Linked DNA regions of Homo sapiens: regions 2 and 3 are each linked to region 1. The links are chromatin loops, found by intact Hi-C in ENCODE. Cell type or tissue: mammary epithelial cell. All regions are shown on one strand. Each heading gives the region's core, and the rest is flanking DNA. Links, peaks and the distances in the headings are about the cores only.

Evidence for each region. Peaks named below come from ENCODE experiments on the same cell type or tissue, not always from the same donor. Only the 100,000 strongest peaks of a DNase experiment are listed, where the experiment ranks them.
Region 2: a loop joins it to region 1, with 8 times the contacts of the local background. A loop is called at or near these places in 3 of 110 quality-filtered maps.
Region 3: it touches region 1 in a loop (5-fold over the local background); 90 of 110 quality-filtered maps call a loop at or near these places.

The regions. Positions count from the first base shown.
Region 1 is chr12:85,571,724-85,582,160 of GRCh38, forward strand. No RefSeq gene overlaps it. Among named protein-coding and RNA genes, the nearest start is that of LINC02820, 260 kb to the left of the region's middle. In mammary epithelial cell, for the core only: a CTCF peak has its summit at 4,167 (motif pointing right); no DNase peak of the experiment used is centred there.
Region 2 is chr12:85,779,341-85,789,777 of GRCh38, forward strand. It overlaps the pseudogene LOC100129589. Among named protein-coding and RNA genes, the nearest start is that of RASSF9, 52 kb to the right of the region's middle. RefSeq lists an enhancer at 3,021-4,220. In mammary epithelial cell, for the core only: a CTCF peak has its summit at 2,560 (motif pointing left); a DNase peak (open chromatin) is centred at 5,111; H3K27ac peaks cover 1,248 bases.
Region 3 is chr12:85,867,366-85,877,802 of GRCh38, forward strand. It overlaps NTS (neurotensin), which reads left to right and starts at 6,930. Exons shown (of 4, transcript NM_006183.5): 1 at 6,930-7,111; 2 at 9,275-9,336. The coding sequence starts at 7,039. RefSeq lists a silencer at 1-23. In mammary epithelial cell, for the core only: a CTCF peak has its summit at 5,341 (motif pointing left); no DNase peak of the experiment used is centred there; H3K27me3 peaks cover 343 bases.

The DNA.
Region 1 (10,437 bases), core at 789-8,788:
TGTCTTAACATCTAGGGACATTAAGAAACATATTCACCGTCACTCCATATAATTGAAGACATCAGTGTCTTTTTATTCAATGTAGAAATTATTATATTTTCCTTTGTAGTTCTTCATTTCATTTAGTCCTACTCTAAGCAAAAATAAAAGCACACTGTGAAAACACTTTAAAACATATAGCATTGTTATGGGTTGAACTGTGTCCGCCCAAATTCATATATTGAAGTCCTCACTCCTTTGTACCTCACAATGGTACTTAGAGTCTTTATAGAGGTTATCAAGTTAAAATAAGGTCATTAAGGTGTCCCCTAATACAATATGATTGATATCTATTTAAAAAGGGAAAATTTGGACACAGAGATGTATACAGAAAAAAAATGTGAAGACGCTGAGAGAAGACATCCATGTATAAGCCAAGAAAAGAGCAGTTTAACAGATACCTCCCTCACAGCCCTCAGAAGAAACTGACCCTGCCTTTACCTTTTCTCTGGCTCCTAATCTTCAGAACTATGAAAAAGTACATTTCTCTTGGTTAAGTCATCCAAGTTGTGGAACTTTGCTAAAGCAGCTCTAACAAACTAATGCAAGTTCTTTAAAATTGTATTATCTTGTGCTTATTAATATCATCTGGTTCTTCACGGTAACAGCAACTTTTGAAATCAACAGCTCCAGGAGACCATACCGGCATTGTCCAATGAGACATAGTCCTCCCTTCTACCTGGATTATTACTTATTGATCATGTCCTACACTCCGTTTGCCCTCATGGGCTTTGATTCCTTAATGTAGAAATTGTATACATAGCCTAGTGATTAAGAGATTTGGGGCCAGACTTTCTGAGTTGAAATACTGACTGCTTTATTTGCTAGCTATGAGTTTTTATGCAATTTACTTTGTCTATGTGCTTTACTAGCTGCAAAATTTGTGAGGCCTACTGCAATAGGATGATGTGGGTTACCTCATAAGAAATGCAGGAAAAAAGTGACATTAAATGTAACTAAAAATTAAACAGTTTTTAAAAATTTATTAATTATAAAATGTAATAGAGAACCATGATACATGAATAAAAACATAAATTTACAAACGAAAAACATTTTGGTGTCATAAATTTATGTAATATAACAAATAGTGAAAGATAAACAAAATATTGAAAAACAGATTTAAATTGAACAGAATCAAAGTTTTAAAGATTGAGATTTGTCTTTGTATCTAGGGATATCAGGGAACATATTCACTCACCAGGATTCTATATCATTGAAAATGTCAATATCTTTTAATACTTTATTAATGTGGTATCTTGATTAATCATAAGATTTTTCTGGATCACTTCTGCAAATTTGTTTATTAAGTCATCAAAACTTATACTTAAATTTTCTAAAAATATGTGTGAAAGTGACATCAATTGCTCTTGAGAAATGCAACGCCACAAATAATTTTCTATTTTGAGAAGAATATTTTTGGTAAACTACTAAAGCTATGTAGAGTATTTATGACTCAATACAAATCTATTTTATGTATTCTGAGTTTAGTTTTAAATTTAAACTTACACAATATTATTTTAACACTTCTTCAGAAATTCCCTGTAACTTGTAGAATCAATTTAAGAAACTAAAAATGGATTCATTATATATATATATATATATAAAGTTCAAAATGCCTGGTAATGCATTTTATCTTCGTATCTTCAATTAGGAGAGAAAATTTAATTTTAGAGTTGCTTTTCTTATTAATTTTAAAGTTATCTTTATTCCAAAAAGATAGTGGACATGCAAACTATTTTTCCTTTAGGAGAGTATGAGAGGAAAAAGCAGCTGACAAACATACTAAGAAGAAAACATCTGAAATTTTAATGAATTTTTAAAGATTAAATGTAAGTTATCCTGAGAATTTAGTTTATTTGAAGATTCATATGGAAATCATGTTCTTTTCTGTTCAATATGGTGATCTTTAAATTTAATTTTTATTTTTAAGACTGTTGATATCTGCTTTCCAATATTGCAGCAGTTTTCAAAACTGGATATTCCAAACACTTTGAAGAATTTTAGCCACTTCCTGGTACGTTTTATTACAACATTTATGTGTAAGTTTTATTTTTTAATTATTTGCTGACATAGTATATTGCCTGTGCATTAACAGTTCTTGTCCAGCCCTCGGTTTAGAGAGTTAATATTTGTGCACAAGCCACAAGGATGGGCTCTGGGGATGGACGATCCAGCCATACTCTCTCCATGGAGCCTAGTGCTGCTGATATATGGAGCCTCACTTCTCTCTTGTGGCTAGAACCACTACTGCCATCTCTACTGCATCTCACCATGGCTCCTAATCTGGACCCAGGTGCCACCTGGTTTTCTTGGGACCCCAGAATACCCCCTGAACTGGCTGAAGCCTATACCTGTGTGATGGGGCACCAGGCCAATTGCTTAAAGCCTAAGGCTCAAAATCCTGAGCCTGCACTTGCATGGACATCCTGAGGCCAATCTCCACCACTTACTGGCTTGCTCTATATCTCATAGACTTTACTTGTAATTCAAAAATAAAAGTATTAGGAATTTCTAGGTGGCAATAGCAGATTCTTTTTAAAAAATGTATTATTGATATTTCTTCTTTTAAAACTCATACTTTAAGTTCAAGGGTACAAGTGCAGTTTTGCTACATAGGTAAATTTGTGTTGTGGGAGTTTAAAACTAAGTGTGGGGCCCTTCTCAGAGTAATGCCCTATACTTTTTACTGTAGAGGTCACATGCCTATATACCTTGCCCTGCCCTGTCTGTGTTTGCTTACTGAACTTAAGGTTAGAATGATAATGCCTACGTTATAAAGTTGGTGATGATGCTAAATGAGATTGTAAATATGAAGCGTTTATAACAGAGTAGACCACATTTATAGCAAGCTCTCTGTAAATATAAGCTCTATTATTATTACAATAATGTGTGAGACACAGTCACTGCTTCAGACGTGTTTGTAATCTAGTTAGAGAGACAGACATGTGGACAATCCACTACAACAATATAATAAATAAATATCACTAGGCATTGGGAATATAAAAATGCCTTGTCTACAAGAGATCTATGGAAGTGAAACTGACATTTATATAATTATTGTTTAATATGATTAGTGTGAGCTCTACTTCCACTTAGGATGTAGAAAATCTCAAGACACAGGACAATGTCACTACTACTCTAATATCAAAAAAAGAAAATAGAAGAAAGGAAAAAGAGAAAGTATAATCTAAGAAATTATAACTTTTCTGAGCTCATCAGAGAATTGAGGTTGAAAGACAACTAGGTGAACTGAATTCCAAAAGGGTGACAGTCCCCTCCAAAAAGATGGTGTACATGCCAACTATTTTTCCTTTAGCAGAGTGTGAGAGGAAGAAGCAGCTGACATAAACATGCTAAGAGGGAAACGTCTAAAATGTTAATGAATTTTTGAAGATTAAATTTGGGAAATCATGAGAATTTAGAATTTCTCGAAACTTCAAACATGAGGTACCTCAGCACTTTCTTACCAGCCTTTTAACATGGGCCTCCACTGGGTGCATGTGAGAAAGACTGGGATCAGAGAAAAGAACCTGACAAGCTCCACCCCCTGTGTCAGTGGTGCAGGTATGCAAATGAGACTACAGTATTCAAATGGTGCTGCTGGAGAACAGACATGAAATCCAGACTCTAGGCAGAGGCAAGAATGCTCAGGGTTTTATATTTTTGCAGTAATACAAAGCAAAGCTACTGGGGACAGACAGGAAATGCACTCTTGGCCTAGACCCTCCTCATCCTTACAAGGCAGAGTTCTGGTCGGCAGGGGATTGGGAAGGGTGAGTTGCTGGGAGATATAAGGAATGCTCAGAAAGCCCCATCCTGGAAGGGTAAGTGTACAGGGCTTACCTAAGACTGAGGCTGGAATAAGAGAACTGAGAAATTTCCCGGCTCCTACCATAAGGCCTGCATGAAATAATAAGCAACAGCAGTAAACTGCTGAGATAACACTAGGAACATGGACAAAGACCCTTTCTGAGTCGTCCCTATGCAGGGCTGCTCAAAGCAACCATGCTGAGAAAAGCCTTCCAACACTCTAGATGTTATACAAAGCACAAGATAGCAGTAGTCCTCAACATAAGGACCCAGGATCATCTCCACTGATATTTAGGCCATAGCAGAAAAGTGCCACGAGATGGCACCAAACCTCAAACACTTCCTGAACAGGTCTGGATTACATAGCTGTACTCCTGGACCACCCATTTTTCTAGATGTATAGTCTAGTCCTAGTCATTGAATGTTTCTTGTCTGTCATTACAACCGTGCATTTAATATTAATGTTTTGCCTTTATTATTACTGGCCATTGTGACATAGAATATCTGTGTTTTTTTTTTAATTTGAGTTTTCTAAAACTATGTATTACAAAAGTGGTATGACTTGAGGAATGTTTTATATATGCAATTGGGTTGGAAGAAGTGATCAAACATGCACACAAACAGAGAGAGAAAGAGAGAAAGGGAGAACTCTAAGATGAAATGAAATAAATGTCCTAGTTGAATTTGTCAAATATATATATATATATATATATATATATATATATATATATATATGTGGCAAATACAGTGGCACACAGGAAATGAGATCATATGTCATGTTTTAGTGTAGTTTCTCATGATCCTCAAGAGTCCTCATGGGACATTAAGCTGTCACTAACATATTTGCAGGATCTGGAAAATGGAATTCTTGCTATATCATGGACATCAAGTAAGGATGGCTATTAACTCTCTAATGCAGAACTACATTTTTAAATTTGCATTTACTTTTAACATTTTTATGCATTAATGATCTTGCCTAAATCAATGATTACTTTGGAGATTATAAAATGGTGATTTGTTACTTCTAGGTTTACGCTGTTTCATTTTATCTCATTTTATTTTGATTCCAAGAGAGAAAAAAAATAATAAATGTGCATCATCAACCCACTGGTTTAGCCTGATAACATATCGGTTTAAAAGTCATTAAAAGGGGCCAGGTGCGGTGGCTCACACCTTTAATCCCAGCACTTTGGGAGGCCAATGTGGGCAGATCACTTGAGGTCAGGAGTTCGAGACCAGCCTGGCCAACATGGTATAACTCTGTCTCTACTAAAAATACAAAAAAATTAGCTGGATGGGGTGGCAGGTGCCTGTAAACTCAGCTACTCAGGAGGCTGAGGTGGGAGGTTCTCTTGAACCTGGGACTTGGAGGTTGCAGTGAGTCAAGATCACACCACTGAACTCTGGCCTGGGTGACAAACTGAGACTCCATCTCAAAAAAACAAAAGCAAAACAAACAAACAAAAAACTCAAAAGTCATTACAAGAAGAAATAAGAGATATTTTAGAAGAAAGATATAAAAAAGGCCTTTCCTAATATATATTTGATGATTTTCCAAGAGGCAAGAGTTCAGCTTACTTGTTCTCCTCATTATGTGGTTGGAGGTTGGGTGTATTAGATAAACCAAGGCAGGCATATTTTTAATTTATCACATTTCTTATCTTGGTCTCCGGGCTCTATATCACTTTATCCTCACTTGATCTCACAAAGTCTTCTATAATTCTCTCCTGTGATCCATACAGTACAGGTGCATTTGCCCCTTCTTATTCCTCAGACATATGCCACTTTGCCAGATTGTCATATAGCTTCCTTCTTCTTGTCTTTCATTTCTTGGATTCAGTGTCCTGTCCCTAGACTGTCCTTTTCAGACCATTCAATATAGAGTATCTGCTGCCTGCTCTGTGTTACAGGAGCCTCCTTAAAATCCATGCTAGCATTTGTGATATCTGTTTTTTGTTTTTTTCTTTTTTGGTCCTTTCCTGTCTTCCCCTACTAGAATGTCAGTTCCAGAATAGCAGGTGTCTTGGCAATCTATCCGTTTCTTACTATATCCCACCACCTAGAGTAGGATTGTAAACAGTGTTTTTTGTTTTTTTTTTAATATAAAAGCACCTTTGTTTATTCACTTCTTAAACTTTTACCTTTTCACTTTCTTATTATTAGGTATAAAATATGGATTTACATGTAAAAAAAATATTTAATGGCCCAGGAGTCCTGCTTCTTTTAGTGGCAATTGTAATTCGGTTCAACCCTCTCAGTAAGGTAGATTAAGAAAGTGTGTATCTGCGTATGTGTCTGTGCATGTGCACACATGTGCATTTGGAGTGCTAGGAAGACAATTATAGGACCAAATTCCAAAATAAAAGAAAATGAAACTTAGAGAAACATGAACCTGGTATTTAGCTCAATTTTTTCCTTTAGGAGTATCTGCCAATTCAGGAAGAAGTGGTTGGTGAGATCAAGAAGTTGTTGAGAGTTTTTGGAAAATTCATAGAAATGAAAATAAAAATTGGGTTCAAATTTTGCTAAGAGACATTGGTAATTCACCAACAGTTTTAATTAGGATTCTGATGATCTACACCCCTCAAATAAGGGGAAAATATATTTGCAACTTCTAATTTAAATTCTTGATAATATGAAGGTCACTCTGGTCTATTGATAGCCCTAGACACTTGCATAAAGAAAAATCAACCTACTCTAGAGGATAAGAAAATTATCCTGGACCTTAAATCCTTTTTGCATATTTTTATATTGAACCTTGCAAACAATGAAGAGCAACTGGGCAAATGAATAAACAGATGATGTAGCAGAAAAGAAGAGAACTAGAGAAATAATAAATAATAGTAAATAAGAATCAAGACAGGCCAGGCACTGTGGCTCATGCCTGTAATCCCAGCACTTTGGGAGGCTGAGGTGGGAGGATAACCTGAGATCAGGAGTTCGAGATCAGCCTGGCCAACATAGCAAAACCCCGTCTTTACTAGAAATACAAAAAAATTAACCAGGCATGGTGGTGTGTGCCTGTAATCCCAGCTACCTGGGAGGTGGAGGTTACAGTGAGCCGAGATCACGCCATTGCACTCCAGCCTGGGCAACAAGAGTGAAATTTCGTCCCCCCAAAATAAGTAAATGAATAAATAAAAAAGACCTACTGCAATGGTTTCTAGTAAGCAATGCAATGCATACATTGAAAGCTGAATAATCGCTTTCAGTGCATGCATTGATTTCCAAAAAGAGTAAGTCATAATTTCTTACTCTCCTCCCTCCCCCAGCCCATTTCACCTTTTCTCTATGAAAGGCAACCTCCTTGTTCCAGGGCTTATCCTAAGGTATCATTGTGCTCTTTGTCTCCTTTCTTTCTGTCATACTCTACACATGATTGGTTAGGAAATATTTACTTTTATTCCAAAATATAGACAAATACAGTTGCTAATAATTTCTCATCACATCCACAGCTACCACCTTGCTTCCCTATCTTACTGAATGCTTGTAGCCTCTGCTTACAGTCTTAACACAGCAGTCAGTATAGTCCTATTAAAGCATAAATAAAACCAGATTGCTGTTTGCTCAAAATTTTGCAATAGCCACCCTTACACTCAGACTAAAAGTAAAATCCATAAAATGGCTTACAATGCTCTAAGCCTTTCCAAATCCATGTCATGGCCTTAGAGACAGCTGTATGTCTGTATCATGTATTTATCTTACCCCAAATCTTCTATAATAGTGTGTATCATAGGATGTCAATTAACTACAACTCTGCATTTTCCTATAATATACATGTTTACAGTGAGCAGAGAAGTGTTTTGTTGACACTGAAAAAACTGCAATGAAAACTATATACTGGAAGGTTATATCAATCCTTTTTAAAAACCTTATGATTTTGGTAGCAGAATGATGTTTCAGTTGTCATCAATGAAGAAATTTTTCAGGGAATAGTGGGAAGGGGGGATGGTTACTAGGGGTAGTATGAGGAAGATCTTTGTAGTGCTAGAACAGTTTTTTTTTTTTTTTTTGGAGACGGAGTTTCGCTCTGTCGCCCAGGCTAGGGTGCAGTGGCACAATCTTGGCTCACTGCAAGCTCTGCCTCCCGGGTTCACGCCATTCTCTTGCCTTGGCCTCCCGAGTAGCTGGGACTACAGGTGCCCGCCACCACACCCGGCTAATTTTTTTTCTTTTTTTATATTTTTAGTAGAGACGGAGTTTCAGGGTTTCACCATCATGGTCTCGATCTCCCGACCTCTTGATCCGCCTGCCTCGGCCTTCCAAAGTGCTGGGATTACAGGCGTGAGCCACTGTGCCCAGCCGAACAGTTTTTAATTTTGATTATGTTATACAAATCTTCACATGTAATAGAATTGCAAGAACTAAATACACAATACACACACACATGAATAAGTGCATGTAAAACTAGTGAATCTGAAGAAACTGTGTATGTCTTACCTTGATTGATGGGCATCAATTTCTGTTTTAAACAACTAATAGTTTGCTTTCATCATTTTTGCTTTCATATAGTATTTTCTGATTATATAAATCTCCCTTTGAGCACCAGACAGCTATTTTATTAACCAATTTTAATCTCCTGATAGTCTAAAGATAAAAATAATTGTATATACACAGCTCTTAACTTTTTTTTTTTTTTTGCTTTTGAGTAATGTTTCATGATTAAAGCAATTCCTCATTGGACTCCAGAGAATTCTTTTATTGATCTATTTCAATCTAATGGTGGTTTAAAGATAAATAAGCTTGACTATAAAAAACTGTTTTGGAGCAGAGAAGCTAGAAACTAGAGCACAGCCCTGATTGTCATATAGTTCTAAAGACTTGTTTATCACACTATGTTTAGAGGTACATTTCAATTAAAGATTGTCAAATTTTGGAAGTTGAGCTTTTCCTAAAACATAGGTTCCCCAGAGCTTTCAGGGATCTATTTTGTTGTTGTTGTTGTTGTTTGTTTCTTTTCTTTTTCTACATAAATGCAAGGTATAACTACTTTTTAACTATAATTAATTTTCTTCAATCAAATTAGATTATGTAATTAAACTAAAATTAAAATAATGAAATAGAAGGTAAGACAATGCTATATGACTGTTTATTTTAAACCTTGTTTTAGCAAGATGAGTAATACATTAATAAATCCAACAACCTTGGTTGCTGTCACCGTGACCTGGACCCTCCTAGTCCACATCCTGAATCAGGATCTTGGACGTCACCCACAGTGGAAGCTGTGCCATGTGAGTGGAAAAAATGGAAACCACATTTTGATATTCAGTTCTGAGGAGGAAACTCTTTTGTCAAAAACAATTTGTTTCACAATTTTAATTTCAATTATCTACAGCCTGATAGCTAAAATGTGCTTTCCTTTTGTTTTGATTTGCTGAGGAAGCACAGATCAATCTACATGGCCACATGCACACAGCTGCCAAAACCGTTCCTTATAAAAAGGATAATTTCTACACAATGGGGAGAGCAAGTACATTTCCTGCCCCTCTCAAAATTATATCTGTCTACTTTGGCATAAGAAAATAATTCCCACCTTACTTTCCCAAATTAACATTAAATTTGTAATAGGTGAGCAAATTATATATTTAAATATCATGTATTATAAGACAAATAATTGAAATTTACCTTGATAGCAGTTTGGTTTTGCACAATTTTTTACACATAAATACATTTTATATATATATATCTTTTATATATATTATTGTTGTTTATAATAAACAATATTATAATAATAGAATATTGGTTGACTTCTTAAAACATTTAAGAAAAAAGAAAATCTTAAAAAATAATAAGCCAATTTTTATACAGCTTTTTATAGGTTTTTTGTTCGCAAAATAATGTGATAATATTTTATGTGGAAGACTTATATTCTTGCAATAACATTTACTAAAATTCTAAGTTCCATATACTTACAAAGCTTTTGACACTCAGGGAGATGTTATAAATAACATTAGACTAGATTCAAAATTCTAAAGTTTAGAAAACCATTGTCAATGGTATATTTAACTTGTAAATCTTTTTCTTCAGAAACAAGTTTTAAAAAGCAACCTGCAACTCTTTATATTCATATTTTGTTTAGTTTACTCAGTACATATTGATTGAGTGCTGAATTTTTTGTATGGACAAGTCTGTTCAGTACTACTGACACAGCAATAAACAAGAAAGAAACTTCCTGCCCTCAGGTATCTTAGGACAAGTGGATGTAATAAAATGAAAAATATTAATTGCTATAGAAATACATTGATGTTCCTTTGTGCATTAAACTTTTTATCAAAGTGATTACATGTCATGGTTATTCTTCCCCTTCCCCCTTTCACTTACACATTAAATTGATCTGTTAAAATTGACTGTAAAATCTGTTAAAACATAGGATTTTTTTAGATGATCCCTCTTTATAACACAGACAAAAGAAATAATATACAGAAGACAGTTCATAGAGTTCCTATTCTCTTCCCCATTCCTTTGTGACACAGTCTGTTTCGAATACTAAGTATATATGTGTATATATACACAAAATATATGTATATACATACACTAAGTATATATATGCTCTAAGCTGACTTATTTATACACTCCACTACAGGAATA
Region 2 (10,437 bases), core at 1,231-9,230, 210 kb after region 1:
TGAAAAAGGCAATGTCAAAAATAAAACAAAACTAAAAAATAAAAATAACAAAACAAAACAACACAAAAAAGTCGTTCTTCCTAATTCATTTTATTATCCAAGAATATGGCGCTATTCTGTTCGCCAGGACTAATCCTCTGTATGCATTTGCATCTCACTGTTCCTTAACTTTCTCCAGGACTCTATTTTATTGGTCTTCTTTCGATTACATGTTTAATCTTTTTCTATTTCTTACTTCCTTCCCTTCAGTTTTAACTGCTCATAGGTAAAAAAATCAGGAAATATCAAATTACTTCAATTCATTTCTTTCTTCCTCAGCCCCCAGACCACTTCTTTTCCAAAAACTAGTTCGCACAAACTAGCTCCCCTTTTTCAACACTCATTCTCTCAATTAATTATAATATGATATTCACCTCATTCCTGAAAGTTAATTCTCTAGCCAGCAGTTAACTTCCTTTTCAACAAACCTGAAACCTCTTTCAGTTCTCATCCTAATTGTGTATGAACAGTTGGCCTATTGAGTATCCCTGCTTATTTGGCTTCTTTTCTTGTTTGGCCCTCAGGATCTTGCATTATTCAGTTTTTCCTACCTCTCTGTGGTCTCCTGTTTGTCTACTTCGCTGATTCACGATTCTACAGTGTGTATTTACATACTCCACCACCTGCTGATCTCATTCATATCCATACCTTCAATTTTCATGCTCTATGGTATTGCTTCTTAACTGTGGCTGCATACTGGGAAGATTTTTAAAATTATTAATGATTATATTTACCCCCAAGTATCCTGATTTAATTGATCTGGGTATAGCATATATATTGGGATCTTTATAATCTTCTTAAAGTCATTATAATGAACAGCCTAGGCTTAAGTCACTGCTCTGTGGATTTCTCTTGCTTATAGCAATTGACTTTTCAATTCAAACAATGCCTCGAAATCAACAAATCTGAATCTGTAATATTTTATCTGTTTGTGATCATACTAAGTTCTGATGAATTTACAATTTTATATTATTTTTTGTCTTCTAGCTCCGCTATAACCGACATATTCAAATGCTTTCTTACAGATAATATTACTGAGCATCTCATATATTTTGTTCAATAACCCCAACCGTAGCGACCTGTTAATGCCATATTGCCTCCTGCTTAGACTTTTACAATTGTATCTATTCAGTATACCTTTTCAGAATAATATTTTCAGAAAACAGTTTCATCATATTATTGCCAATTTGTTAGCTACTAAAATTAAGTACAAGCTCATGCAATATTTATTTCTCACTGTCCCCAAGCCTGTTTCATTTAACAAGTCTAGACTCCTCAGATCTTTTGCTTCTTCACTCATCTTTTTATCCCATTGCTTATACTGTTTTTTTTCTCTCTCTCTTTATGTTCAACTTTCCAAGTCCATCGGGGACCAAAATAAGATCTTTGATTTAGTTTCAAATCTGATCTTGTTATAGTGGGAAATTTTCTTATCCTCTTTTGGTCTCAGGTTGGTTGCTTGGGTTTTTTTATACCGGTAAGGTTGAGATGACATCTTTCTCTCAGAGTTTGAAATTGAAATACGATAGTAATTGCAAAGTTCCTAGCTAAATATTAGTCCTCAAAAATGTTAACTACCTTTCCTGATTTTTCCTTCCATATAGTTCTAAAATTTGTGTTGTTATTTTTTATCATCTTCACTCAACTCTTTTATGGTTGTGTGTTTTGCCTCCTCAACAAGCTCTTAGGGACTGTGCCCCGTCTTGAATCATACTTCTTTTGTTACTACCACATACTTAACATGTATTATATTCATTGTAGGGCTCATCAAATATTTGTTGAATGGGTTTTGCTAAATAAATTACAAAATCTTCAGAGTACAGATCAAAGTTTTGTAAGTCTAAATTACGGAGGATTTTTGTGGGAGCTTCTAATTTGTGGCTGAAAGAACAGAGCCAAATAACTTCCAGTATTAAAACACACACACACACACACACACACACACACACACACACACACAGAGACAGAGAGAGAGAGAGAGAGAGAAGAAAAAATAAAACAAGGAAAGGAAAAAATCAATTAAAATAATTTCTGGAAATCAAAATGCAGATATGGTTTAAAACTGGATCTTATTCTCTGCCTACAATTTTAACCATACGGAAATGCTGGGAGAAAAATAACTGATGTGTCTTAGTTTCAACATCACTAAAATGTAGGTAAATTGTTTTTAACTTTCTTTCATATGAGTTATGATGGTTGGCCAATGTCATGAATGAAATATACTTTGAGGTTTCTGTAAAGCATCAAGAAACTGCTGTATTAAAGTGAGATTATTACTGTATATACTATAAATATTGTGTAGGTGTGTTTCTTCCAATATTTAGAATATTCTGTTTCTTCTTCTAATTTTTTCAATGTTTCATTTCTCTTTTTTACTTCATCAAGACAATCAAAGTACAAGTGCTGCACATTAAAAATATACAAATACATCACTCACACCACATCAACTCCTACAGGCAAAAGGGCTTTTACTAAACATTACTCCTCTTCAAAGCACATAATCACAAGCTAAATGTATCAAGAGCCATCTGCTGGTCCAATGTAGCCAACTCCAATTAGCAAGATGTCTATTAGTGTCTATATTTCCAGGCCACTGAAGCTGAAGAGCTTGCCAAGGCCTTCTTGCCACTGGTTGAGGTGGAAATGGTCTGCTCCAAAGCCACCAAGGGTGATGCTTAGAGCCAGAGCAATAGACCACTTATAGCCTCCAGCCCAATTTCAGTGCAGCATTTTGAAAAAAGTAGTTACCCAAGTCATGAATGTGTTTATCATGTATTTGGCAGCATAATGCCGTTGAGGACAGGACCTCATGCAGCTGGTAGAATTGAAACATTCATATTCTGTTTCTGGAGGCTTCCATCAAAATCAAGTCATGTTGATGAGAAAGTTACTTTGGGATTTTAACTCCTAATCAACACAGGCAACAGAAGGTTTCACTGTACAGTCAAAAGTGACTAGCTTCCCATAGACACAGAGGACATTTGTTGTGCAGTCTATAAATTCTGCAGAATACCTGCTACACAAACCATTGCTTGAACATAAAAGGTGTAATTTCGGTACTTTCACTGCCCAACAGGAAGTAGCACTCTGAGAGTAAAAGCAGCACATGGCACAGGCAGTGGGGACCCCACAGCTGAGCTGTTAACAGCCACCCATAATTTTGTTTTCTTAGTCATAATTGTTTTTGTTTTCATATCATTTATTATACTATGATCTACTCTCCCTCCTCTGACTCTCTTTGCTAAATGTGCTACCTGAAGTTCAGGTCTATCCAAATTCAGCTTCCTCGCCCATCCTCAGTTGTGCGTTTTAGGTTACAGACGAAACCTCAGGATGTCTTTGTTATAATTAGAGTACAGTCAACTCTTAATTATCTATGATAATGGATTACTGGGAGAGCCTGAATAAACAAATTGGTTTGAAGATTTGTCACCTTGAGTGAACTCTGTCTCCCATGCTGTCCCTTGGGAGTGGTAGCAAGGGTAGGGTGAGGGAAACAGGCGGGCCAACTCCTCACAGTGACTCATGCTCCAGAGGGTAGCTTCACAGATAACTTCTGGAATGTCCCTGTGTCACTCCTCTCTTAAAGATGAAAGGATGGAAAAAACTGAGAGCCACTAGCAACAAACATTTGTTGAGTGAATGAATGAATGAATGATAGGATTTACTTGATGTGGTTCCCATAAAGAAGAAGTCTCATCTTTCACTTCCATCACCAGTTTGGAGTGACTAAATGCACTCACTGAAGAAACACTGTGGTAGTGCAAAGACATCACTAAGAAGGCTCTACATAGATGAGGTACATTTCTGTCAGTGCTTATAAATCATGGGCAATTTAAATATATTCACTGCAATAAAGCAACAGACCAACAAGGAAACATTTTAAAATTAATGCTATATAAGGAATAATGCTTCTATAAATATTGCCCAATGTTTATAATATTTATATCCATTTCTTTTTTGCTACTTTGGAAATAACTGGTATTTTCCCGTAGGAGATACACAGGAAAATGTGAACCGTTTGTTGAAACAGATGAAAAGATACAGATCTTCTAATTGTGCTGCTAGTTGTCAAATGACTAATGAATTTGAATTCAATCAATGTTCATTAAACATTTGTCAATTGTAGGCATTTTTCTAGTGACTGAGCATGAAGAGATAGTTCAACAAAGATAAATAGGATATTGCAACTGTCCCTTCGTTGTTTCTATGGATACCTGGTGTGAGTTACAGGAGAATTAAACTCCAGACTCAAGTTCTTCCTAGGCAATGTGATACTTTCTATGCATTTTTTTTTCTAAGAAAGAGAATATTATAATTAAGGAAAATGTTATAATTTAGCTAAAGCTGAGTGTATTATTTTTCAGAATTAAGACAGTAAGTATTGCATTAACAGAGAAATGTGAGGAATCCACTTTCCTTGAGGCAACTTGAAGAAGAAAAAAAGCACTCTGAGAGTTCAAAGGTCTTAATTTCAGTAATAATTTCACTATGAACTATCTAAAAACCTTCAGTTGTCTGGTATTCTTTTTGATCTTGTAACATGATGGATTTGGAGTACATAAACTTATAAATTCCTCCCAGACCTAACTTAAAAAAGACTCTGATAAAAGAAAGATTGAATTTCTGAGAAATACATGACAAAAATTAACAGATCTTGGAGACATTGAATATGAGTAGTTGGTAGAGTAATGAGTCTAAGGAGATTCTGAAAAGGCCAATTTGAATAACTGATGTCTGGTTAACAGAGTTAACTGTTAAATCTCTCAAAATGCAGGCAAAATGAGGAGAAAGCAGCAGCCAGGTGATTCACATATTTGACAATTGAGCACTGATTGCTTAGGAAAGCTATCATCAATCTTTTTTTCTTGTTTTCTTTTCCTGACTTGTGTATTCTTGTTCTAACCACCTAGAAAAATTTCCTTGGCATTATGCATAAAAACTCGTTACTCACTTAGCATGGACAAAGCAGACACTCTTCAAGCCTCATTTAATTTGTATCTATGAGGAATGATGAACACTAAGCATGGGCTCTAATTATAAATTTAAGGTAGTGGGGTAAAGCTTAAATTAGTGACTACCCCTGAGCCTAGCTAATGGTGGTATTAGGTGCAATAAAGTGGAGACAAAAACTTGCAGAGCCAGTTTCAGCTGAGCTTCCATGGTGACAGAGACCTTCACAAAATGCTGTTAAGTCTGTTTGTAATGACACATCGTTGCATCAGGCTTTGAATATTTAACTCATATCACATACTTTAACTTCATTAGATATGAGAGTCTGCTTTTTTGTGTATGTATGAAAAGTCTGAAAGATTTTAAGTTCAAAATAAGCAGATAATTTTTTATTTTTATAGTAATTAGAGGATTCTTCATTCTCAGTCATTGCAATTCATTATTTTGTGTGTGAAATAATGGCCATGTAATTTTCTACCTAAGAATGATATATTACTTGTATATCCAACATGTTCATTGCTAAAATAATCCTTTTAAAATTATACATTAAGATAAAGGTAGGATCTAGTCTCTTTCCAACTGTACCATATTCAAAATGTAACTCCTTACATGCCAAAGTTCAGTCATAAATTGCCTCCTCTCTAGCTTAACTAAAGTGAAGTAATATTAGAGGAAGATGGTTAAATGTTATTGATGATTATTCACAGATATTAAAAAATGTTATAAATGTTTCTCAAGATTTCTGGAAACTCACCCCATATATTAGGTCAAAATCCATGTCTAAAATGCATCTTAATTTAAATGCCATTTGATCCTTTTTAAAACTGTTTTGCTTTAAATTTGTATAATCTGACTACCTCCATCTTCTTCAGGCTCTGGAGTTATCTTTCTTTTTGATATATAAATAAAGCCACTTGAAGCTCTCCTCTCATGTGTTATAGGTAATAAATGTTCTAATATTTCCTACGATTACCAAATGGAATGGAAATTTGCTGCTTCTATCTTTTTCATTTAAATTTCTTTTCCTATATCAGGTTTTTTCTTTTTAAGAAATCACGGTGGGAGATTGTTGTTAAGTTAAATTGACATTTTAGGAGGTTCCGAGATGGAACAGCTCCACTCTAAAGCTCCCAGCATGAGTGAGGCAGAAGACAGGTGATTTCTGCATTTCCAACTGAGGTACTGGGTTCATCTTACTGGGGCTTGTCGGACAGCGGGTGCAGGACAGTGGGTGCAGCGCACCAAGCATGAGCTGAAGCAGGGCAAGGCATCACCTCACCCTGGAAGTGCAAGGGGTCAGGGAATTCCCTTTCCTAGCCAAGCAAAGCCGAGACAGACGGCACCTGGAAAATCGGGTCACTCCCACCCTAACGCTGTGCTTTTCCAATGGTCTTAGCAAACGGCATACCAGGAGATTATATCCTACGCCTGGCTAAGAGGTTCCCACGCCCATGGAGCCCCGCTCATTGCTAGCACAGCAGTCTGAGATCAAACTGCAAGGCAGCAGTGAGGCTGGGGGAGGGGCACCCGCCATTGCTGAGGCTTGAGTGGGTAAACAAAGCCGCCAGAAAGCTCAAACTGGGTGGAGCCCACCGCAGCTCAAGGAGGCCTGCCTGCCTCTGTAGACTCCACCTCTGGGGGCAGGGCATAGCCAAACAAAAGGCAGCAGAAACCTCTGCAGACTTAAATGTCCCTGTCTATTAGCTTTGAAGCAAGTAGTGGTTCTCCCAGCATAGAGTTTGAGATCTGAGAATGGACTGACTGCCTCCTCAAGTGGGTCACTGACCCCCGAGTAGCCTAACTGGGAGGCACCCCCCAGTAGGGGCAGACTGACACCTCACACGGCCGGGTACTCCTCTGAGATGAAACTTCCAGAGGAATGATCAGGCAGCAACATTTGCTGTTCACCAATATTAGCTGTTCTGCAGCCTCTGCTGCTGATACCCAGGCAAACAGGGTCTGGAGTGGACCTCCAGCAAACTCCAACAGACCTCCAGCTGAGGGTCCTGACTGTTAGAAGGAAAACTAACAAACAGAAAGGACATCCACACTAAAACCCCATCTGTACGTCACCATCATCAAAGACCAAAGGTAGATAAAACCACAAAGATGGGGAAAAAACAGAGCAGAAAAACTGAAAATTCTAAAAATCAGAGTGCCTCTCCCCCTCCAAAGGAACGAAGCTTCTCGCCAACAATGGAACAAAGCTGTAAGGAGAATGACTTTGACAAGTTGAGAGAAGAAGGCTTCAGACAATCAAACTTCTCCGAGCTAAAGGAGGAAGTTCGAACACATCGCAAAGAAGCTAAAAACCATGAAAAAGATTAGACGAATGGCTAACTAGAATAACTAGTGTAGAGAAGTCCTTAAATGACCTGATGGAGCTGAAAACCATGGCATGAGAACTACATGACAAATGCACAAGCTTCAGTAGCCAATTCAATCAACTGGAAGTAAGGGTATCAGTGATTGAAGATCAAATGAATGAAATGAAGTGAGAAGAGAAGTTTAGAGAAAAAAGAGTAAAAAGAAATGATCAAAGGCTCCAAGAAATATGGGACTATGTGAAAAGACCAAATCTACGTCTGATTGGTGTACCTGAAAGTGACGGGGAGAATGGAACCAAGTTGGAAAGCAATCTGCAGGATATTATCCAGGAGAACTTCCCCAACCTATCAAGGCAGGCCAACATTCAAATTCAGGAAATACAGAGAACACCACAAAGATACTCCTCGAGAAGAGCAAGTCCAAGACACATATTTGTCAGATTCACCAAAGTTGAAATGAAGGAAAAAATGTTAAGGGCAGCCAGAGAGAAAGGTCGGGTTACCCACAAAGGGAAGCCCATCAGACTAACAGTGGATCTCTCGGCAGAAACTCTACAAGCCAGAAGAGAGTGGGGGCCAATATTCAACATTCTTAAAGAAAAGAATTTTTAACCCAGAATTTCATATCCAGCCAAACTAAGCTAAATAAGTGAAGTAGAAATAAAATACTTTATAGACAAGCAAATGCTGAGACATTTTGTCACCACCAAGCCTGCCCCACAAGAGCTCCTGAAGGAAGCACTAAATATGGAAAGGAACAACCGCTACCAGCCACTGCAAAAACATGCCAAATTGTAAAGACCATTGATGCTAGGAAGAAACTGCATCAACTAATGAGCAAAATAACCAGCTAACATCATAATGACAGCATCAGATTCACACATAACAATATTAACCTTAAATGTAAATAGGCTAAATGCTCCAATTAAAAGACACAGACTGGCAAATTGGATAAAGAGTTAAGACCCATTAGTGTGCTGTATTGAGGAGACCCATCTCACATGCAGAGACACACATAGGCTCAAAATAAAGGGATGGAGGAAGATCTACTAAGCAAATGGAAAACCAAAAAAGGCAGGGGCTGCAATCCTAGTCTCCGATAAAACAGACTTTAAACCAACAAAGATCAAAAAAGACAAAGAAGGCCATTACATAATGGTAAAGGGATCAGTTCAACAAGAAGAGCTAACTATCCTAAATATATATGCACCCAATACAGGAGCACCCAGATTCATAAAGCAAGTCCTTAGAGACCTACAAAGAGACTTAGACTCCCACACAATAATAACGGGAGACTTTAACACCCCACTGTCAACATTAGACAGATCAACAAGACAGAAAGTTAACAAGGATATCCAGGAATTAAACTCAGCTCTGCACCAAGCAGACCTAATAGACATCTACAGAACTCTCCCCCCTAAAATCAACAGAATATACATTCTTCTCAGCACCACATCACACTTATTGCAAAATTGACCACATAGCTGGAAGTAAAGCACTCCTCAGCAAATGTAAAAGAACAGAAATTGTAACAAACTATCAGACCACAGTGCAATCAAACTAGAACTCAGGATTAAGAAACTCACTCAAAACCACTCAACTACATGGAAACTGAACAACCTGCTCCTGAATGACTACTGGGTACATAACAAAATGAAGGCAGAAATAAAGATGTTTTTTGAAACCAACGAGAACAAAGACACCACATACCAGAATCTCAGGGACACATTTAAAGCAGTGTGTAGAGGGAAGTTTATAGCACTAAATGCCCACAAGAGAAAGCAGGAAAGATCTAAAACTGACACCCTAGCATCACAATGAAAAGAACTAGAGAAACAAGAACAAACACATTCAAAAGCTAGCAGAAGGCAAGAAATAACTTAAGATCAGACCAGAACTGAAGGAGATAGAGACACAAAAAACGCTTCAAAAAATCAATGAATCCAGGAGCTGGTTTTTTGAAAAGATCAACAAAATTGATAGACCACTAGCAAGACTAATAAAGAAGAAAAGAGAGAAAAATCAAATAGATGCAATAAAAAGTGATAAAGGGGATATCACCACAGATCCCACAGAAATACAAACTACCATCAGAGAATACTATAAACACCTCTATGCAAATAAACTAGAAAATCTAGAAGAAATGGATAAATTCCTGGACACATACACTCTCCCAAGACTAAACCAGGAAGAAGTTGAATCTCTGAATAGACAAATAACAGGCTCTGAAATTGAGGCAATAATTAATAGCTTACAAACCAAAAAAAGTCCAGGACCGGACGGATTCACAGCCGAGTTCTACCAGAGGTACAAGGAGGAGCTGGTACCATTTCTTCTGAAACTATTCCAATCAATAGAAAAAGAGGAAATCCTCCCTAACTCATTTTATGAGGCCAGCATCATCCTGATACCAAAGTCTGGCAGAGACACAACCAAAAAAAAGAGAATTTTAGACTAACATCCCTGATGAACATCGTTGCAAAAATCCTCAACAAAATACTGGCAAACCGAATCCAGCAGCACATCAAAAAGATTATCTACCATGATCAAGTGGGCTTCATTCCTGGGATGCAAGGCTGGTTCAACATATGCAAATCAATAAAAGTAATGCAGCATATAAACAGAACCAAAGACAAGAACCACATGATTATCTCAATAGATGCAGAAAAGGCCTTTGACAAAATTCAACAGCCCTTCCTGCTAAAAACTCTCAATAAATTAGGTATTGATGGGACGTATCTCAAAATAATAAGAGCTATTTATGCAGACCCACAGCCAATAACATACTGAATTGGTAAAAACTGGAAGCATTCCCTTTGAAAACTGGCACAAGACAGGGATGCCCTCTCTCACCACTCCTATTCAACATAGCGTTGGAAGTTCTGGCCAGGGCAATCAGGCAGGAGAAAGAAATAAAGGGTATTCAATTAGGAAAAGAGGAAGTCAAATTGTCCCTGTTTGCAGATAACATGATTATATATCTAGAAAACCCCATTGTCTCAGCCCAAAATCTCCTAAGCTGATAAGCAACTTCAGCAAAGTCTCAGGATACAAAATCAATGTGCAAAAATCACAAGCATTCTTATACACCAATAACAGACTAACAGAGAGCCAAACC
Region 3 (10,437 bases), core at 1,564-9,563, 300 kb after region 1:
CCTAGAGTACAAAGTGGGAAATATTCTCCTTCCCAGGCACCAAGCTTTGACTCCCCTCAGGCTAAAACCCCACTTTTTCTCTGATTCTTCTATGCATACTTTCTGTCTTCTACCCAGTCACGACAACTCATTGCATTCAGAGCCCATTTAGGTTCTTCATGATCTCTGTGTTTAGAAGAAGGATTCTGAGATCAAGGGTCTGTGTTTTTGTTTAATATGTGTAATACAGCTAAGTCTGAAAAGGTGGAAAAACATGGTTAAACTGATGAATTGGAATTAAAATCACACCTAATTTTTTCACTAAATGTACATTCAAGTTAAAAGTATTAGCCTATACTTTGTTTGGCATAATATTTTATACAGCATGTTAATACAAGATTTTCTTTGACTTATTACTTGGGTCTGGTATTAATGTTACAAAGATTAGCTGTTGCTTTGGAATGAAAACATTGCAGTCCTACCCATACTCTACTTAGTAAGTCCCATTGTCCTTAGTTAAACTCTTTGTATCTCTTATTTTTTTTAACCTGCACAATAGGAATAATATCCTGTGAACTCTGCTTCACGGTATGCTATGTTACATGAAATAAAATTAACCTGGCATATAGTAGGTTTTCAATAATGAATTTGAAAAGTATTCTTTAGATTACTCCTAGATCTGTAGTAGTGGTTACAGTGGCTGTTTCTTCTAGACTCAGAATGCTCTAATGTTGACTATAGTCTTCTCTGTCTGACAGCTTGCCGGTACTTATCCTTTCTGCACAAATTGGCTCACCAAATTTGGGGCCTTCTGTAACACCGTACACCCAGTTTTCCTCAAGGACAACTTAGAAAATTCCAACTGAAATTAAATCAATATTCAAGAATCTTTGAAAGGAAGCATTTTTTCATACTATTTCATTTTGCTAGGAATTTCTCCGAAAGAGGTTTCCTGGATTTTATTATTCACAGATTGGAGAATAAAAATGTCCTTGTGAGAGGTGAGGGAGTGGTAGCTTATTCTAAAACCATCAGGGAGGGATTCTTGGAATTCGATTAATTCATTAACGCATATTGTCAATATTTACCGAATGATTACTATGAGGAGAATTATTTATGTTCTGATAATTTAGGGAAACAAGACAAGAATATCCATGCTTTTATTAACAAAAGACAAAAATAAATGAACAAATAAAGACTTGTAGAGATTGAATGGGGATAGTGGTGAAATAGGTTTTAAAATAAATGGTTGTATCAGTCAGCTATTGCCACAAAAATGGTGTATAACAAGTGACTCCAAAAGTCAATTACTTTAAAGCAAATTATTTAACTCTGTTCACATGTCTCTGAATCAGCTAGGGTAACCCTGCTTTAAGCTCGGGAATCTCTCCCTTACATTGCAGGTGTGCAAGTCAGCTGGGGCAGCTTTGCTCCATATGTCCCTCCTCATTTTGGGATCATCTGAGAAAAGAAAAGAGTTTCTCATGGCAATGGCAGAAGAGAGAAAGGGAAAGCCCTATGTGTCAAGCACAAATCAAGTCTGTCTTTTTCTTATGTCTACTAACATCCCACTGGCCAAAGCAAGTCTCATTTCCTAAGTTAAAGTCAAAGAGTGAGGAAGTATATTTCATCCACTCTGGGAGGAGTAAGGGAATGAATATTTGATGAACAGTAATCACAGTTTTCATTGCAGATCTTTAACAAAAAAGCTTAGCATGTTGCACAAAAGCCAGAAGACCAATGTGCTTGAAACATAGGAACAGAAGGGGAGAATGGTGGAATATGATGATAGAGAGGAAGACAAAACCCACTCAGGTAGCATAGGCCATCATCAGGCATGACAAGAGGAAACCTTTAGAATGTTTTAAGCAGAGAATGACAGGAATAGATTTACATTTTTAAAAACTTTTCTGGAGTTTTTGAAAGCTGAAAGGGATCAAGGTTGTAGGGAGACTACTCAAATGGTTATTATGGCAGCGCAGGAGAAAGATGGTGGTGGCTTGGACTTAGGTGGCAAAAATGACATAAGGAAAAGTAGTTAGATTTGAAATATATTTTGGAACAGACCTGCACCCCAGGGGGTTTTGCTAGCTTGGAAGTGGAGGGGAGAGAGAAACAATGTAAATGGATTCTAGTTTTTAGATCTGTGCAACTCAGTAAATCATGGTTCTAATAATTGAAATGAAAAACTCTAGAGGGGCAGAAGATTATTAGAAAGATGTTTGGAGGAATCAAAAGTTTTACTTTAGACAATAAGTCTGCCTAATGAAACTCCAAGTAGGGCTGCTAATGAGGTGATTGCATATACAATTTGAGTAGTCAGAGATACAAACTTGGAGGTTATTAGGAAATAGATAGGATTCAAAACCATAAGACTTATCAGATTCACTGGGAAAGCACAGTAAATTTAAAAAGAATCATAAACCCAAGGAGTATGAATAATATAAAACCATTACATTCCAAATTTAACATGTAATATCTTCTTGAGAAAAAGAAAAAAAGTGTTTCACTGAATTTGCTCCTGATAGACGGTAGCTCAAGTACATCTGCTCTGTTTCAGGTATTGCAGGTGCTATGGAAATTTTCTTAGACTTTGTAATATTAAAAAAGAAAAGAGAAAGTTTTCTTATAATAAGAATTTGTCTCATTTATTACATTAGATAATTACACTAATTTATAAAACTAAGAAACATGAAAGAAGAAATTTGTCAGGAACATTTTTTTCTGTAATACTTTTATTTTGGTCTTATTCAAAAGGGAGACCTATAAGGAAAACTACCTGAGCATTACACATAATGGGTGGTGATTTTGTGAGTATTTACATTTTTTCCTAGACACGAGAAGCAAGATTATAGGTGAAGTCAGCAATGGCTGCAATGTGGAGCATGGTTAGTTAAATACAGTAACTCATTAACATGTAAGTCCCAAGCAAACCGTATTTTGTAATTACGGTTTAAGTTGCAAAATATGCTTTGACTACAGAAGTCAGTCATCAATTTTTCCAGGTTAATTACCTATATGGATGCAATAACAGAGATAGGAAGAGCTGAAAGGAAATGAGCTAGGAATTTGTAAGGATTATGGGCAAAGCAAGGTTACATGCAGATTGGGAAACTGAACGTTTGTTTACATTTACCTAAATCTCCAAGGTTGGGTTATACACATCCTATGTGGGTGTATGCATGCACACATCCATCTGTATTTCTAGAAAATATACTTTAATTGAACAGAAAAATCAATTGGGTTCACAGACTTTGACATCATTATTTGTTCAGATGAATCAGAGTTACAGCTTCAAATGATAGACTCATTTATAGAAATGGAGCAAACTCACAATTTATCTAAACATTCAGCTGATGATTGTACATGATCCAAGGACAATCTTCTTGAATGATTTTTTTAAAGTTAACATTTCCAGTCAGAGAGGAAAAGGATGATGAGAGAAAAGGCTGAGAAAACTGACTATAAAAGCTCACATAAAATATGAAGATTAATGATAACAAAAGAGTGTTAAAAGGTGTGGCTGAAAGAAACATTTAAAATTAAAACATGGAAAGGGCATGTAAGAAATTAAACGTAATCAGTATTTTCATTTAATTTAGTAAGTATGTATTGATCACTTATGGATTATAAACCTTAGAAGTCAGAATGTTCTCCTTCTAGCAGTTTACAGTTTACCATAAACTGTATAAACAAACTACGGAGCATTTAACAGAAAACTAGGAAAAATAGAAGTAGACGAGACTACTTTCAGGACTCAAACTTGGAAATGTTTTTGTTGATTAAGCCATAAAATACAGGATGATCATAGGAAGGTGAAGGGGAGATTCCAGGTTGTAAAAACACAACAGGCCAAGTTTCAGGTATTTAGGTTACCAAAAGATTGGAAAATCCTGGAAGCTGTTAATGAGGTATTAAAGTCACCAGAGCTATAGGAAAAAACCATAAGGAACTGAAAAACCAACCCTTGATCAGTTGGTTCCAGAGCTTGCCCTTCTCCAAACAAAATAAGCTTACAGACCACTCTTTCTAACTGCCAATTCTTCAGGTGTCTCTGTTGATTATTTTCAGCAATTACCTAATAAAGGTCTGACATAAGTAACAGTACAAGCTTAGAAATCTACCTACTTTAGAGATGTTGTAATCAACAGGTACCTAACAGGTAACATCCACTTAAGAAGGCCAACACAGGAATATTATTAAAGGACAATGCTTAAAATCTTTATCAGATATTTTAAGAACTAGGTAACCCTTAGAAGGATCTAAGGTATGCCGGGCATGGTGGCTCACGCCTGTAATCCCAGCACTTTGGGAGGCCGAGGTGGGCGGATCATGAGGTCAAGAGATCGAGACCATCCTGGCCAACATGGTGAAACCCCGTCTCTACTAAAAATACAAGAATTAGCTGGGCCTGGTGGTGTGCCTGTAGTCCCAGCTACTCGGGGGGCTGAGGCAGGAGAGTTGCTTGAACCCAGGAGGTGGAGACTGCAGTGAGCCGAGATCACACCACTGCACTCCAGCCTGGTGACAGAGAGAAGCTCCATCTCAAAAAAAAAAAAAAAGAAAAAAGAAAAAGGATCTGGGGTAAAAAGCCTTTAAAATAAAAACAGTTCACCCATCTCCATAGCAAGGTGTCTACAATCCTGCATTAAAGGCATCATTTAGGAAGTTCGTAGGGTACTTTTTAAGTGGAAAAATACATACTTAACCTTTATCCCTACAACAAATTGTTTTATTGGTTTATGTGTAGCTTGAAGGCATTAGATTAGAGCAAGAAACAAAAAGCCTAACACATTAAAGAAAATACCAATTAGAGGTCAAAGTTTATCTACATCATAATTTTACCAAAGTTATACATCTTTTTTCCCCAAAAGAAAAGTAGCATATAGCATCTATTTGAATTTGAATTATTTGACATAACTTAATGTTTCCCCTATTCTTGAATATTTATCACATATCTCAATTTTCACATTAACAACTAATATCCATGTTATATATTTAAAATGAATTTCCATTAATTCTTCTCCCCCTTTTTTCTAATTAATTAGGGATCAATTTTGTCAACATATTGAAGAAATCATCTGAGGAAAATAAGAATCACATTTCCTTTTTACTATTAGACTGCTATCACACATTTTAAAAGATCATTCTTTGTATTTGCAATTCAAAAGCAGAGAAAACAACTAATTTAATTATCATGCAAAGTATATATAATTTTCCCGATTTGTTAATCAAAGTGGCTTTAAGAGGATTCTGTCACAAAGATGCTCTGATAGTAACAGGAAAGTAAGCACAAATCCTCACTGAGACTCTGTTAAGTGAAAACCAAGTGTTTCAAGCTTCCATTGCTCCCCCTAATGGTAGGAAAGCAGAAAACATCTAGACGTATGTATTTCACATTTGTCAACTAAATACTTTACAGAAACCTTCCTCCATGTGAGTATGTTCAATATTGTGTTTTATGTAAGTTCAGAAAACAAACTAAAAGTAATAAATATATCAGTTATTATTAAATTTCTGGTATTATATGAAAGACTCCTTGCTATTCTAAGTAATTATTAAATGTTTGGATTTAATCGCTTTGCTTAAGTTTTGGGTAAAGGTGAAAAAGTTAAACTCATAGATTGTATAATATAAATCAATTATCTATAGGAACCAATCCTATTTTTTCTCAACTGTTACTACATGATTGATTTATTTAAAAATTAAACAAGACTCAGACAACTTTACATTCAAATATTCACATCTCTAACAGCACTGACTTGTCAAATTACCCCATGTATCTTGAAATGCTTACTACAAGAAGAAAGTTTTACTCTAAAAGGCATTTTGAACAATTTTCTTTTGAGAACTCAGACAAAGAATGGGTATCAGTGTAACTCATGAAATACATGAAGACTATCATAGAAAAGTGACTTTGGTGAATGGTGGTTATTTAGGATTGTCTCCTTTCCAAAAGTACAATCTCTTTTTTTATGGTGAAAAGAGTATTATAACAGGGAAAGAAAGCCGATGCAATAGTAAAAACTGTTGAGAAGGGAATTATACAAAGAGTGAGACATGGCATCAAGAATGAATTCAAAAAGAGCAGAAAAATATAGGCATAAAAAGAGATAATGTACAGAAAAAAAGTCAGTGATACAACAACACAAATTTTTACCTGCTAGAATGTAAGTAATTTAGAGCTGGATTTTATAAACATGAAATTGTTTTTCTAATACATTCAACCAAAAGTCAGCACACATAGTTCAGTCATCTCTCATTACTTACAATAAAATATTTTCTATTTGTTAGGAAATAATATCTTATTCCCTGGATCTATTATTTCTTTTTATTGATTTTCTTTCTATTCTCTAAACTTAATTGCTTAATTTTTATAACTGATTCTCTGTCTCTATTCCATCTTATTCCAGCATGGATTATTTAAAACCTGTATTAGTTTTGGAACCACTAAACATTTGCTCAGAAGTTTGAATTACCAGAGAAGCACCCTAACTCTTCAAGAACTTCCAAGCCTAAGGAATCACTGATTTCATGCATTCATCCTGGAGATTTTCCTTAAAAATTAGAAATAACAGATCTCATGTTTCACAAAATCAAAATGACAACTTTTGGAGTGGGGGAATGAGAAGTGGGAAAAGGATGATACTGGGGGTTCTTTGTCAGTATGCTGTATGTATGCTGTATGTCAGTGCAGTTGAATGACTCCTTCTGTGCGTCAGAAATCCAAAGCAGCAGCAGCAGCAATTAGGGAAGATCGTCACTTTCACTCAAGGTTCAGAAATGGGGGAGGAGAGCAGGGGGGACAAAGGAAAAGGGGAGGAGAAAGCAGGGCAAAGAGGGGAGGGATGGAGGTGAAGATAGGGCACATCCTGCAAAGATAATGTCTGTACAATCAATGACATCATCCTCCTGCTTATATATATAGGGGAATGGCCAGAGCACCTCTCATAGTTCACTCACTTTCAAAGCCAGCTGAAGGAAAGAGGAAGTGCTAGAGAGAGCCCCCTTCAGTGTGCTTCTGACTTTTACGGACTTGGCTTGTTAGAAGGCTGAAAGATGATGGCAGGAATGAAAATCCAGCTTGTATGCATGCTACTCCTGGCTTTCAGCTCCTGGAGTCTGTGCTCAGGTAAGCAAAACAGAATTTCACAACTCCCTGAAGTGATTTCTTTTTTCTCTTTTGCAGTGTGTTGCTACTTATGTTAATGTATCTGGGGAGAAGAGTTGCTCCCTTTTATTCAGGATTTACCTTTTAGTGACAGAAACTGAGTATCTCTTTCTCTGCCTTTATGATTACTGAGAGATGTATTTTCTCTTTTAAAATCTGCAAAGCAATAAAAGGGATTTCAATGAAACACTGCACGACCTCCTTTGGAATTCAACAACTAGAGGGAAAAAAACCCTACAAAACTTTCAATTAGGCTGATCATTATCTAATGAGAAATACAGAGGCAGTGGCTGTCAACCTGCAAACCCATCATTAAATCCCATTCCATTCAAAATGTTTTACTCTCATCCTCATTCATTCTCTTAGGAAGCGGTGGCCCTCACGCCCTTGTAATAGTCCCCGTATTATTTTCTTGTTTGTGTTAAGATAACAAATAAAGTGAAAATTGATACTTAGTGAAAAATGAAGCATTATTTGTAGAAAATTATTTCTAGAAAAATACAAAAATATTCCAGATCCTTTTTGAGAACAGAATTTGCATAGTCTAATAAGTGTGCTATTAATATAACTGTTTGGCATTTTTTCCATGCCATTTAAGTTAATACAAAATACAATTGGAAAATTGGTATTCTTATATTGATGGAAATTATTTGACTTTAGAGTGTTTTGCATGTGGTTTGAAAGAAGTTATATAGTCCTAAGTATCTACGAATAACTCACTTTGAAAATAAGACTTAAATTGAAAGGTATAACATGAAATATTACAACCATTGCAAAAGGCTCTACTTAATATTTAAGAAATATTACAATGAACACTTCAAAGGGAAAAGAACACATTAGGAAGCAAATGCAGCAAAAATAATTTAACCTGTTCTGTGCTTTTATGTATCATAAATATGACATGGAAATGTTTAACTCAAACTCATGCTATCATTTGATTTAAATTATGAAATTAAAATCTAAGAAGATATAAATGTGATTTATACAAAATTTTAAATTTATTTTAATCATCAGAACATAACTTTCAGCTTCTACTTTTTAAATCTTATGAGAAAAAACAAACTTTTCTATAATTATGATTTTATCTGAAAGTTATATGAGATTAAAGATTCACATACTTCTGGAAGAAAAACTGGGTTATTGATTAAGCACTGTGTTTATTAACTTGAAACTACTTGTTGTAATAATGCAATAGTTATAAGGATTTTGGTATACATTGTTCATAAATTCCTAAAACAGATTATGTCTCTAACAAATAGTGAGAAAAGATCTCTTGTATAATTTAGGTTCTAGGTAAAATTAAGCCAATGGGTTCTCCAATTGTGGCATTTCTTTTTACTGAGTGTGTAGTACAAGGAAGATAGAGTCATTTTTAACTTTATTTTTATTATTGTATAGTATTTTCCAAATTTTCCTTCTCTGTAAAATATTCATTAACAGAAACTTGGATAGAGTTTTTTAAAAATCCAGAGATCCATTTTCAATGCTGTTGTACATGTGTTGTTGAACAGCTCCACTTTTGCTTTAAACAATTTCCTTAAATGCCTATGAAAAAATTGAGGATACATAATTTTGAATTCTCTTAAAGTACAATACAATTCTTTCAACGTGTGTTTTGTAAAAAACATCTCAAGTTAAGTAAACCTCAGTATCTTTATTATTCTAAAATTATCAGTAAGCAATTCCCTTTGGTTTTGTCTTGAAAAAGTCTCTTGTATAGTCTTCATTATGTTGTGTTTTTAAATGTTAATATGCATATTTTCTATATATGTAAACTGTGGCTGGTAAGAAATAAGCTACTCTAGCATATTTGGTAAAATATGTGTTATACAATGTAATCACATTTTTAAAGCCTGAAATTCAAAGATTAAACAACTCCCAGTGATCAATAGCTGTCTGAAAAATAATCATATGCTTATTTTCTTAGAAGTGCTTCTACTATTTTAGCTTCCTATTATGCTAAAGTATAACTATAATTTGTTTTTTAGGATTACTATTTTTAAGAAAATACATAAGAAAGACACTAACCTCTAAGATTTTTTTTTAGATTAACCTAAAATCTGTAGATTATGATATAATTATATGATATGTAATTATAGTAAACCTGATTTTGATTTTACTCAGATTCAGAAGAGGAAATGAAAGCATTAGAAGCAGATTTCTTGACCAATATGCATACATCAAAGGTAACTTTTTCTTTTCTTTAACCCTGAGTTGAAGAACATATGAACTTTCATTATAAACATGGTATCCTTTTCCCATAGTAATAACTTCTCATCAAGATTGAAAAGTTCCTTGAGAGGCATTTCCTTTTTGAAAAAAAAAATTTCTTTTAGTTAAAAGAAGTTAAAGGTGTTGATATGACAGGCAAAGAAATTATAATTCTATCAATCAGCATGTTGCAATTTTAATTAATTGCCACACATATTTACTTGCCTGTAAATGTTTTTAAAGGAACTTGCTTCCATGCCTTTTACATTGGGTATGATGAAAGGTATATTGGTCTCAAGTTAAATGAAAACAAAGTGAGCTCTTTGCCTTTTTTATTATATTGGGGGAAATAAAAAGGTGTTCCTAAATTAGAAATAAAAGTTCATGACAACCTGCAAAAGAAATGTAGTATAGAGGGGATAGCAATGGACTGGTAAGCAGGAGCATTGAGATCTAATCCTGAAACAGTGACTTATTAAATATTTTATCTTTAGCAAGTGGATTAGTTCACCTTGCTTACCTGTGTTTCCTTGTTTTTAAATGCAGGGATTGCAGTTCGTAATCTTCTAGACATTTACCGTTCTACAATGTATTTAGGAATTACTAAACTGTACTCTTCATTGTATGTCTGGATTTAAATTCTCCCTATAACAAACATGTTATTTTTACATGTTCTTTTTTTTTTTTTTTTTAATTGAGCCAAATACAACTTTGTATCCTGGGCCCTATTACTCCTCTATTGGGGTCTTGAAAGCCAGTTTTTAAAATTCCAATCTGTACCTAGGAATACGTTCTGGGGTACATGGGCAGGATGTGCAGGTTTGTTAGATAGGCAAACATATGCCTTGGTGGTTTTCTGCACCTATCAACCCATCACCTAGGTATTAAGCCTAGCATGCATTAGCCCTTCCTCCTCCACTCCACCCTCTGACAGGCCCCGGTGTGGGTTGTTCCCCTTCCTGTGCCCATGTGTTCTCATTGTTTAGTACTCAATCAGAATACCAATGGCTACAACCTCTTCAGTTCAAAAATAGACAACTGAAGTTAATAGTCCGTGTTAGAAAATGGGATAAGTT